Regions from separate parts of the Homo sapiens genome. Here region 2 is linked to region 1. The links are chromatin contacts, found by Hi-C or POLR2A ChIA-PET in ENCODE. All regions are on one chromosome and are shown on one strand. The core of a region is the stretch at or near the end of the contact, and the rest is flanking DNA. Distances in the headings are between cores, read along the strand shown.

Region 1 (5,507 bases), core at 1,077-3,576:
GGTTATTTGCTGGTTTTTATCTTCAAGTTTCCTTTCAATGTTTATATACTAGATTTATTCCAGGAAACATATATAAACCAAATTAAAAAAATAAAACCAATTGGAATTTAGTTTCTGATAAAAGAACTTTTTATGTAAAGAAATCATGAGGAACATCCTTTTGTGAATGTGAATACTCTCTGAGTTTAAGTTGATATATTCAGTTTTCTTAGAGCAGGGCACATATATAAATTTTAAGGAATGAGGGGTTTTCAGAAAACATTGATAAAACTTTACATATTAACTTTTAATCTGGATGAAAAGTTGGTTCATCACTAACTTCATGAGCTTTTCAAAACAAGCAAGATAAAAGACACACCTGTGACCTTTGGGAACATGCAAGATGTGGCAAGTTTGGAAAAGGGCACAATGATGATTAAAAGTAACTGAAAAATTGGACCAATGAAATGAAATTGGCTTGTGGAGAACTAGCTGTGGCTACTTGATTTTAGGTCACATATTCAGACTTTTGACCAAGACGATATACTGTACCATAGATAATTCTGCTCTGAATGGAACAGGAAGGAATTAGGAGTTAGGCAAGGGAGAATTCAGGGTAACTTCAGTTCCATTCAGTCACTATTCACTAAATGCTTATGATTTGCTGGGAACTGGCAATACAGAGATTTTTTTTAAAGAAAAGGTATGGTATCTGCTCTTAAGCCGTTGACATTTAGTAGGGTTTCACAGAAAAGTAGTTTCCTGAAAGGGCTGGGTCTCGAAGGGAGAAATGGAGTTTGCTAAGATGGAGGTATTCTGGACCCAGGGAGCAGCAGTGGCAAAGGCATAGAAGTGTGAGGTGGCATTCTGTGCAACGAGGACTGCACAGAGTCTGCTTGCTGGAGATGAGGTTCCATTCCCTGTTCATATATTAATATGATTCCTCTAGTAGGCTCTCTTTTCAATTTAGACTCTCCACACCCTTCCTTTCACCCTCACTCTCTGCTGATTACTTTGCCTTATACTTTGTTGAGAAATAGAAGCCATTAAACCCAAACTTCCTCAACTTCCATCCAAGACCTACAGACCCACTACACGAGAATTACACCCATCTGATCCTCTTTCTTCGCTTGAGTCTCCTCGTCCTGTCACAGGCCACAAGATTTTTCTCCTTCCATCTCCTTTTTCCAGGTTCCTTACCATCATCAGGCATACCTGTTCTGATTTGTTCATCTTAAAATGAAACCCAGCCTTTTTGAAAATCCTGACATGCTGCAAGATGGATGATCCTTGAGAACATTATGCCAAGTGATATGTCAGTCACAAAAAGACAAATACTATATGATTCCACTTAGAATCATAGTACCTAGAGGTACCTAGAGTATTCAAAATTATAGAGACAGAAAGTAGAATGGTGGTTGCCAGGGGTTGGAAGCAGGGGGGAGTGAGGAGTTACTCTTTAATGGGTAGAGTTTCAGTTTTGCAAGATGAAAAGAGTTATGGAGATGAAAGGTGATGATGGTTGCACAACATTATGACTGTATTTAATACTACTAAACTGAACACTTAAATATGGTTAGGATGGTAAATTTTATGTGTATTTTAACATAATAAAAAATTGGAAAATAAAATATTTTTTAAAAGTTATAGGACTCTCATATGCCCACATCCAGAAGGAAATGCTACATTTCTTTCTTTCTTTTTTTTTCTTTTTTTTTTTGAGATGGAGTCTTGCTCTGTTGCCCAGGCTGGAGTGCAGTGGCATGATCTCTGCTCACTGCAACCTTTGTCTCCTGGGTTCAAGCGAATTCTCCTGCCTCAGACTCCCGAGTAGCTGAGTTTACAGGCGCACACCACAATGCCCGGCTAATTTTTGTATTTTTAGTAGAGACGGGGTTTCACTATGTTGGCCAGGCTGGTCTCGAACTCCTGACCTCAGGTGATCCACCTGCCTCGGCGTCCCAAAGTGCTGGGATTACAGGTGTGAGCTACCACGCCTGCCCAGAAATGCTACATTTCTTTAAGAGATTAGTGAAAATAAAGATGTCATCTTTATCCCCCCCACCAAAAAAATCCCACAACTCTTCCTTGATACCACCACATTCCTCTCCAGAGACCACCTCATTTTACTGTTCCACTAAGACTAATGTCTCAAAAGAGCCACGCTGTGTCTATTTCCCTCTTCTATTCACTCTTCAATTCACTATAATCTGACTTCCACCCTCCACTGAAAACTGCTTTTGTCAAGGTCAGGTCATCTGTACTCTCCATGTGCACATCTAGTGGATACTTGACCTTGTGGCAGCATTTGACAGTTTGCCCCTCCCTCCTGGAATCTTGCTCCCGGCTCCTATGACACCATGCTGGTTTTCCTCTTGCATCACTGGCTGCTGCTTTCCCTTCTGTCCCTGACTCTGAGTAATGGAGGTCTAAAGGGCATTGTGCTGGACTCTCTTGTTTCTCTATAATTCTGTTACAGTCCCTGCCCAGGGATTTAAATGCTTTCACTATGCTGATGATTTCTCCATTTTATCTCTAGCTGGCCCTCTCCACTGAGCTCCAGACTCTCATATCCATGGCTTTCTTGTTTTATAAAATAGTATACTTACTGTGCCTTAAACAGAACTTGGATCCCCTCTATTCCCACTACATTCCTCCTTGTCCTCGTAATGGCCTCTCCATCACCCAGTTATTCAGGCCAAATGCCTGGATAATCCTTGCCCTTTCCTCTTTGTATCTCCCTCACCCCCACAGCAAGGCTTGTGGATTCTATTTCTATTTTGAATCTATTCCCACTCTCTATCTACTGGCAGACTGCCTCTGTAGTCCAGGCCACCATCACCTCCTATCTGGATTATTCCAACAGCCTCCTAACTAGTGCCCACTCCTCTTGCTCCTCTCTCCATCGTCATTCGTTCAGCACACTGTTGTAAGAATAATCACAAATCAAACAATTTCACTTCCATGTTATCATTTCTATGGATTTCCAAATTCCCTACTTTGGCCTGCCTGCATCATCATTTGGCCTGCCTAGTTCTCCAATTTCATTTCATGTCACTCTCCCCACACCTACTGTATTATAGAGACTCTGGTCTTATTTGACTTTCTTTTAACATACTCCTTTCTCCCTCAGGATCTTTGCAGTTTCCTCTTTGAATGGCTAGCTCCTTTTCTTCCTTTAATAAGGTCTTAGAGGTCATTCCTTGACTGTCCTTCCTAAAGTAGGTTCCTTTTTTTTAAATTTAAAATTATTTTTTATTGATGCATAACTGATGTACATAGTCTCAGGGTACAAGTACTAATTTAATACATTCATGTAATTTGTGAAAATCAAATCAGTATACTTGGGATATCCATCACCTTAAATATTTGTCTTTTCTTTATTCTAGGAACATTTGAATTATTCTCTTTTGATTATTCTCTTTTTGCTATTTAGAAATGTAAATGTATAGTAAACTATAGTCACCCTACTCCTGTTTCAAAGTACTTGGTACAGTTTGCAGTTATTTTGTGTTTACTTCTTTTTCTCCTCCACTGGAAGAATATAAACTAAGTGAGTGCAAGGACTGGGTCTGATCTGTTCACTATCATATCCCCAGTGTTTTGAAATGTCTTGCTTGGCATGTAGCAAGAAGTCATTAAATATTTATGAAACGAGGCCAGGCACAGTGGCTCACATCTGTAATCTCAGCACCTTGGGAGGCCAATGTGGGAGGATCGATTGAGCCCAGGAGTTTGAGACCAGCCTGGGCAACATAACAAGGCCCCTGTCTCTACAAAAAATTTGAAAAATTAGCTGGGCATGGTGGCATGCGCCTATAGTCCCAGCTTACTTGGGAGGCTGAGGCAAGATTGCCTGAGACCAGGAGTTCGAGGTTACAGTAAGCTGTGACAGGACCACTGCACCCCAGCCTGGGCGACAGAGTCCCTGTGGGAAAGAGAGAGAGAAAAAGTATGAAATAATAGAAGGAAAAGGGAAAGAGGAAGGAGAAATGGATTTGAGGACTGCAGGGAGACATACATGAGAGGAGAGGGGTAGAAAAAGACAGATGCTTATTGAACAACTGCTGCACTTTTTTTTTTTTTTTTTGACAGGTTCTCACTCTGTCACCCAGGATGGGGTGCAGTGGTGTGATCATAGCTCACTGCAGCCTCTATCTCCCAGGCTCAGGTGATCCTTCCACTTTAGCCTCCTGAGTAGCTAGGACTACAGACACATGCCACCATAATAGGTTAATAAATAACTTATTTATTTAGAAATGGTCTGGTTCCATCACCCAGGCTCAAGCAATCCTTCCATCTCAGCCTCCTGAGTAGCTGGGACTACAGGCACGCACCACCACACCAGGCCAATTTTTGTGTTTTTTATAGAGACGGGGTTTCAACATGTTGCCCAGGCTGGTCTCGAACTCCTGAGCTCAAGCGATCTGTCCGCCTTGGCCTCCCAAAGTGTAGGATTACAGGTGTGAGCCACTGTGCCTGGCTAACTATATTATTTATTTTTTTGTTTCTAAATTGTCTCCTCCACTAGGATGTAAGATTCATGAGGGTAGCTTCTTTGGTTTACTGTATTTTCAAGAAAAACTTCTAGCTCCTAATGAGCTGATTATGTGTTGAAAAAATGAGAAGAAGAGCTTAATTGTTTCTTTGTTTATGACGGAGTTTCGCTCTTGTTGCCCAGCATGGAGTGCAATGGTGCCATCTCGGCTCACTGCAACCTCCGCCTCCTAGGTTCAAGCGATTCTCCTACCTCAGCCTCCTGAGTTGCTGGGATTACAGGCATGCGCCATCATGCCCAGCTAATTTTTGTATTTTTAGTAGATACGGGGTTTCTCCATGGTGGCCAGGCTGGTCTCGAACTCCCGACTACAGGTGATCCACTCGCCTCGGCCTCCCAAAGTGCAGGGACTATAGGCATTGAGCCATCGCGCCCGGCCAAGCTTAATTATTTTATATGCTTACTAAAGATTTCCTTTGGATAAGATTTGCAACATCTCTGTTCTTAGGGTTTTTGAAAATTTTGAAAATTACTATTTTATAAATGTTGAAAAACCTAGTACCTATGTGACTCCATGAATTGAAACAGTTTCTTTTCCCCAGTTCTTTTAGAACTCATCAAATTGAAGCTGTTCCAACCAGCTCTGCAAGTGATGGATTTAAGGCAAATCTTGTTTTTAAGGAGATTGAGAAGAAACTTGAAGAGGTAAGATTTATGTAAAATATTGCCAGGAAGGACCTTGAGGCTAGAGGAAGCAGACACAGGTTTCAGGTGTTGCCACGAGGTGGTACAATTGAAAATTTATATCATGTTGTCAAGTATTGAGTGTAGTTAGATTTCTGAGTGTCTATTAAGGCTTCCTTGTAATTCTAAAAGGAATGCATTTCAGAAATGTATGAATCTCCAGATTTGAGCTAAAGAACTATAATAAATACTGTTAAAATTGTCACTCTTTTCTAGGTCCTCTTTGTCAGAGGGTCATTCAGTCATGGGCAAAGTTCAAATATAAAGGGATTCTAATTTATTTTGC
Region 2 (5,507 bases), core at 1,961-4,460, 37 kb after region 1:
CTGTAGGACTGAAGTCCCTGTACCATTCCTGGCAGCCTACGGGTGTTTCACTTTCTAGAGGCTGCCTTATTCCCTAGCTTATGACCCTCTTCATCTTTAAAGCTAGTCAAGTCCTTCTGATGTTTCAAATCTCTCTGACCTCCTCTTCTGCTTCATCTTCTCTCTCTCCAGCTAGAGAAAGTTCTCTGTTTTTTAGGGCTCATGTGATTAGGCCCACCAGGGTAATCCAGAATATGCTCCCTATTTTGAAGTCCGTAACCTTAGTTACATCTGCAAAGTCACTTTCATCATGTAACATATCCAAAGGTTTTAGGGATTAAGGTGTGGATATCTTTGGGGCGGGGTTGGGGGGTATTCTGCCTATCACAGTGGTATTTTAGGGTGAGAGAGGAGAGCTTGCAGAACATGAGATTCTTGCCCTGGAGGACTCACAATCCAGTGGGAGAAAGAGGAAAAACAGCAAGAAAGTTCCAATAATAAAGAGTCTGTATGAGATGTTATAGCAGCCCAGGAGACTCCTTGTGTACTTGACTTGGACTGAAGATTTTTCATTATTCTCTTCTTGTTCCCTGGAGAGTCTTGCCTTCATCAAGGTCCTTCAGATGGAATTCATATACCCCAAACACCACCATGTGATTTGATTCCTTAAATGTCCAGAAAATCAAGCTGCTGCCATAGCTATTTGGGACTCTACTGCTTAATAAGATCTCAGCCCTCAGCTCAAAGTAGGAGGAATTATTTTCTTCTTTGATGATGAGGCATAACAAGAGCTCATTGTTCCTCATCTCCTGTTTCTCATCATCAAACCCCACTGAGAGCCTTCTTGTTCTTTACTCCTAGCTCTCTCTACCGTATCAATGTATGTCTTTCCTCCCTCCTCTTTGGAGTGTTCTTGTTTCTTATTGTTTTGAATTAGAAGGCACTTTCCCTGGGCAGTACAGAGGTTACTGTTTAATTCTTGCCACTTGTCATTTCTATTTTAATAATGTTTCCTGGCTATTTGGTCAGGTCTGGGTGATAGTTTTGCAGTAATAGCTACCATTTACTGAGCACTTACCATGTGACAGGTACTATGTAAAGTTCTGTACTTGCATTCTCCAATTTAGACATACTGTGAAGTGTAGGTACTATTTTTATATTCATTTGAACCTAGCTAGGATTTGAACCCAGCTCCAAGCTTAAAGCTTGTACTTGACACTATGTACTTCAGTAATATCAAACAGGAGCTGAAATTGAGGGGCAGCATGAAGGAATTGAAGCAGCACAAGTAGATTCAGGAAACCTCAATTTCAAACTCTGCCTTTACAATCCTTCTGAAAGAGGATTTGCTTCTAGAGCACCAAGGTTGCCTCCATTTTTCCACCAGAGACACTCAAAGTGATTCCTCCTGCAGCTTGTATCTATAGTAGCAGCCAACCACAAAGCACACATGGGCATTTGCTCAGCATTCCATAGAAAAGCCTATTTCTCTGGGAGGTGGTGGGTACTGGGTGTGTGGTGTGCCGTGTAGCGGGCCCCTGAAACACCTTGGCCTTAGCAGTTATAAGTATAGAGAATATCTTCCCCACAGGGCTAGGATGATTAAGATATTTTAAGGATTTAGGATGGTGCCTGTCATTTATTAGGCACTCAATATGTGCTGGCTCTCATTGTCCTAAAAGATTTTTAGTCCATGAGTATTCAAGCTAGTAGAATCCTGTCCTTTTAGCTCTACTTGAATCTAGGCTCAATGTTCAGGAGAAGACACGAGATGCATCTCTGTTGGTCCAGGTCCAATGCTGTGAATCACACCAACTCTTGTGAGTTTGAGCTCCAAAAGGACTGGAATTTGAGGCCAAAGAAGGCAAAATATTTTCCCTCCCCATTCTTGCTAAGTTCTTGGGTTGTTGGTGTAATGGAAACAGACAGTCCTGGGTTCAAATCTAGACTCTACATTTGCCTGCTCAAGTTACCTGCCTGTTTCCATCATGGGAAGAACTTGGGCTGTGGAGAAGGGTAAACCTGGGGTCAAAACCCCAGCTCTGCCAGTGAATGGGCATTTTACTCAGTCAAGTATCCTTTCTGAGGCCATCTCTTTTCTATAAAGTGGGGCAGCAGCAGTTCTTCCTTTGCGGAGTTGTGAAGCAGAGCATAATGCATATGGTATAACCTCACGGGGGCGGCAGCCAGTGAAAAGTCTGGAGCTGCTTTACAGGGGCCATTCATTCATTCATTCATTCAGGTTAAGGTTGAGCAAGGGGTCCCACGTGTGACTTATGCATCCTTCTCCCTCTTCAGTGGGAGGACAGCCAGGTGAGGCAGCTGTGGATGCCCTGCCCACAGGCCAGAGCAGGTAAGGGGAGGAGGCTTGCTACACAGTGGAGGTGCCAAGTACCACCTAAGCCCAGCCGCATTGCCTGTTCCACCGCCGAAGCCCCTGGCGCCAAACAGTGTTGCTTCAGCTGGTAGTAGTTAATACTCCTTTACTTGGAAACATTTTCAGTTCCTGGGAGCAATATGGTGGTGTGAGGTCTCACTGTTCACCCGCCCTGTTTCTCTGTGACTGGGATCTGCATGTCCCCGACTCCGGCCCAATTTACCATTCTTCAAGGCTCACCAGGCTGTGGGCCCAGGGCCAACAGGGATGGGAGTGGAGGGTGGGGTGGAGCGTGGGGAACTTTTCCGGGAAGAGGCCCAGCAGGGTCTTGGCTGGCGGCCCCATTAGCCACGGCCCAGGACCCCAGGGTGGGAGAGTGAACGGAAAGGTACTCGTGCCTGGAGCGGTTGCAACATCCTCTGTAATGAGGAAGATACAGCTCAGAGGCACTGGGTCGAAGGACCCCTCTCCCCAGCCCTCCTTTCAGGTGTCGGGGCCTAAAGGGGGTCCAGTTCCAGTGCGGAAGGCTGGGAACTAGGAAGCGTCGCGGACCAGACAGCCCGCCTTCCCGGTCTCCCGGGTGGGGGTTCGGGGGGCGTGGTGCGGCGGCCGGGGCTGAGAGGGGTCGGTGCGGCGGCTCTGCCTCCCCGGGAAGTGGGAACCGGCCAAGTCCCGAGCGGGGAGGGGCAGGCTTTCTCCTGCCCGCGCCTGGGGGGACCCTACGCCTGTGTCCGAAGGAGGCCGGCGTCCAGCAGATGCTCCCGGGGCGGGTGGGGAGTGGGGGAAGGGGGCGGGAGAGAGGCGGGGAGGAGAAAACCCACAACAAAACTTGCGTCGCGGAGAGCGCCCAGCTTGACTTGAATGGAAGGAGCCCGAGCCCGCGGAGCGCAGCTGAGACTGGGGGAGCGCGTTCGGCCTGTGGGGCGCCGCTCGGCGCCGGGGCGCAGCAGGTACAGGGCGCTGGCAGCCGGGGTGGGCCGAGGGGCCGGGGGCTGAGCCCGGGCAGCGCACTCAGACGTCCCCGCCTCTCCGGATGGCTCCAGCAGCTGCCTGGGGCGGGCCCGCCGCATCTCACCCCCTCTGTAGGACCCTGCACCCAGGGCACGGCCGGAGATCTCCTCCTCTGGAGTGCGACCCCTGCGCAGTCAGGACCCAGGCAGGGGCCTTCTCCTCTCTGAGCAGAGGCTGGTCCCCGTCCCCAGGCCCCTCCCGCTGCGCACATCTGGAAAGAATCTGAGGGCGGTTGGGGGCGGGGGCTGGAGTGGGAGGACGCCGGCGGGCGACAGGGAATGTGGGGGGCAGGTGGAACTGCGTAGGGGCGGGGACCCCTGTCATGAGAGCCTGGGCCCGAAGTATCCCCGCGTCTTTCCACGTCAACTCATCAGGCCCCCTAGCGACTCCAACCTCCACCTCTTTATAGATAGAGAAACTGAGGCCCAGAGAGGGGCAGAGGTCTGGCCCCAGGGCGCGTCGGACGCCGGGTGGGTCCCCTCCGGGGCTCGGCTTCCCCGGCCACTGTGCCGCCCCAGCTTAGTGCCAACCACTAGTTGAGCTAAAGGTCTCAGCTGGCGGTCTGGAGTCCGTCTATCTGTCTACGCGGCTGCTTCCCAGCCGGGACAGCTGGAGGGAGGAAGGGGTGGGGGTCCGCGAAGCGCGAGGAGCGAGATCCGCGCCTTCCTGCGAATGAGGCAGAAGCCCCAGGTTCCAGGTCCCCGAGCCACAGCCCGGCCTGGGGCGGGGGACGAGATCTTGGCGTTGGAATACCTGACGCTCCGTCAGGTGGAAGAGGAGGTGGTGGCGGGGCTGCGAGGCTCCTGGCAGCCTCGGGGGCTGGGGCTAGGAGAGGCAGCCGCAGCCTTTTGGAGAGGAGCAGGCGCGGCAGCAAGGGGCGAGCACCCCGGCCCCGGTGCGCGCGGCACTGACTGAGCTGGTCCGGGAGGCGCGGAGGATGCTCACCCAGCGCTTGGAGTGAATTACTGACCTGTCTGCCCTTCGATTACCGGCTGGCCAGGGAAGGGGAAGCTGTGGTCTGCCCTGCTCCACGAGGCGCCACTGGTGTGAACCGGGAGAGCCCCTGGGTGGTCCCGTCCCCTATCCCTCCTTTATATAGAAACCTTCCACACTGGGAAGGCAGCGGCGAGGCAGGAGGGCTCATGGTGAGCAAGGAGGCCGGCTGATCTGCAGGCGCACAGCATTCCGAGGTAGGTCACTCAGAAGAGCCCGTGGACTGCCCTGGGAAAGACCAGGGGGGACTGCTCTGGGGGTTCTGCTCCCTCATGTCCACTCTTAGGGCCCAAGACCCAGTCTACTCTAGCCTAGAGTGCAAGTTAAGAAATGTCAGAGTCACACGACTGTTTTCATGTCATCTGTGGGAGCACACTTTATCCCTTCTGTCTGAGTCTAGGATAGGGGATTACTAATGGTGGCACTTTTAGGCTTGGTGTAGTCATACATGCGAGTGCTGGCCGTGTCCTGCTTGGAACCCTTAATGAGTCCCTATCACCAACACTAGCATGGCGGTGGAGGCCCTTGGCCACCCAGGCCTCCCGCCCTGTTGACCCTTCCTTAAACACACGTCCCTCTCCTCTAGCCCCACCCCTACCTTTTGATCACACTCTACCTCTGCCTGGAGGGCTGTTTCTCCCACTCCGTCCACTTGGAGAACTCCCGCTCAGTCTTCAAGGCCAACTCAAGGCTCTGGGCAGGAGTCAGAAGACCCACATTTTACTCTTGGCCTTGGCTTTAACACACTAATTTGCAAACTGGGGGAGTCAGAGCAGATCATACTGCAGATCTTTAGATCTTTTCCAACTCTGCCTTTCACAAAGTCGTTCATTCAGCAAACATTTCCCCAGCACCCCCACTCCATGCTTGGGGAGACAGGGGAGGCCCAGCTGAGACTTGAAGGATAAAGCCAGCCAAGGTTGCTGTGGAAGCACCCAGAAACACCCTAACCCAGCCAAGGGGGCAGGAGAGGCTTCCCTGAGCAGGGGCATTTCAGCAGGAGCTTTCTAGGGATGGGCAGCAATGCCAGCCCTTTGTGCTTGAGCTCCAAATCTGCAGAATAGAAAGACGAACATGTAGTCCCAGGATTTCTATTAGAGTCAATAAGATGCAGCTGTTTGGGGCCCAGCACAGAGCAGGTGGTCAG

What was found. Hi-C counts contacts between places; a loop is a spot of excess contacts on that map. ChIA-PET counts read pairs that join two places held with the same protein, here RNA polymerase II (POLR2A). Pooled maps may share reads with other maps.
Region 2: a map of ovary shows a loop between it and region 1 (2.0-fold over the local background). The contact joins the promoter of PODN here to the enhancer-like site in region 1. A Hi-C loop is called at or near these places in 11 of 168 maps with a recorded cell type or tissue (chondrocyte, heart left ventricle, heart right ventricle and 5 more) and 8 of 50 pooled maps. POLR2A ChIA-PET finds 5 or more read pairs at or near these places in 7 of 52 experiments (AG04450, Caco-2, GM10248 and 4 more).

The regions. Positions count from the first base shown.
Region 1 is chr1:53,022,890-53,028,396 of GRCh38, forward strand. It overlaps SCP2 (sterol carrier protein 2), which reads left to right. Exons shown (of 16, transcript NM_002979.5): 13 at 5,080-5,182. Among named protein-coding and RNA genes, the nearest start is that of PODN, 37 kb to the right of the region's middle. Within about 2 kb of position 2,327, at least 8 of the 41 ENCODE cell types and tissues checked have a DNase peak (open chromatin) inside an H3K27ac peak, as active enhancers do; they include heart right ventricle, ovary and transverse colon, where a contact is called at or near this core.
Region 2 is chr1:53,059,003-53,064,509 of GRCh38, forward strand. PODN (podocan) reads left to right here and starts at 3,211. Exons shown (of 11, transcript NM_153703.5): 1 at 3,211-3,306. RefSeq lists a silencer at 3,189-3,376.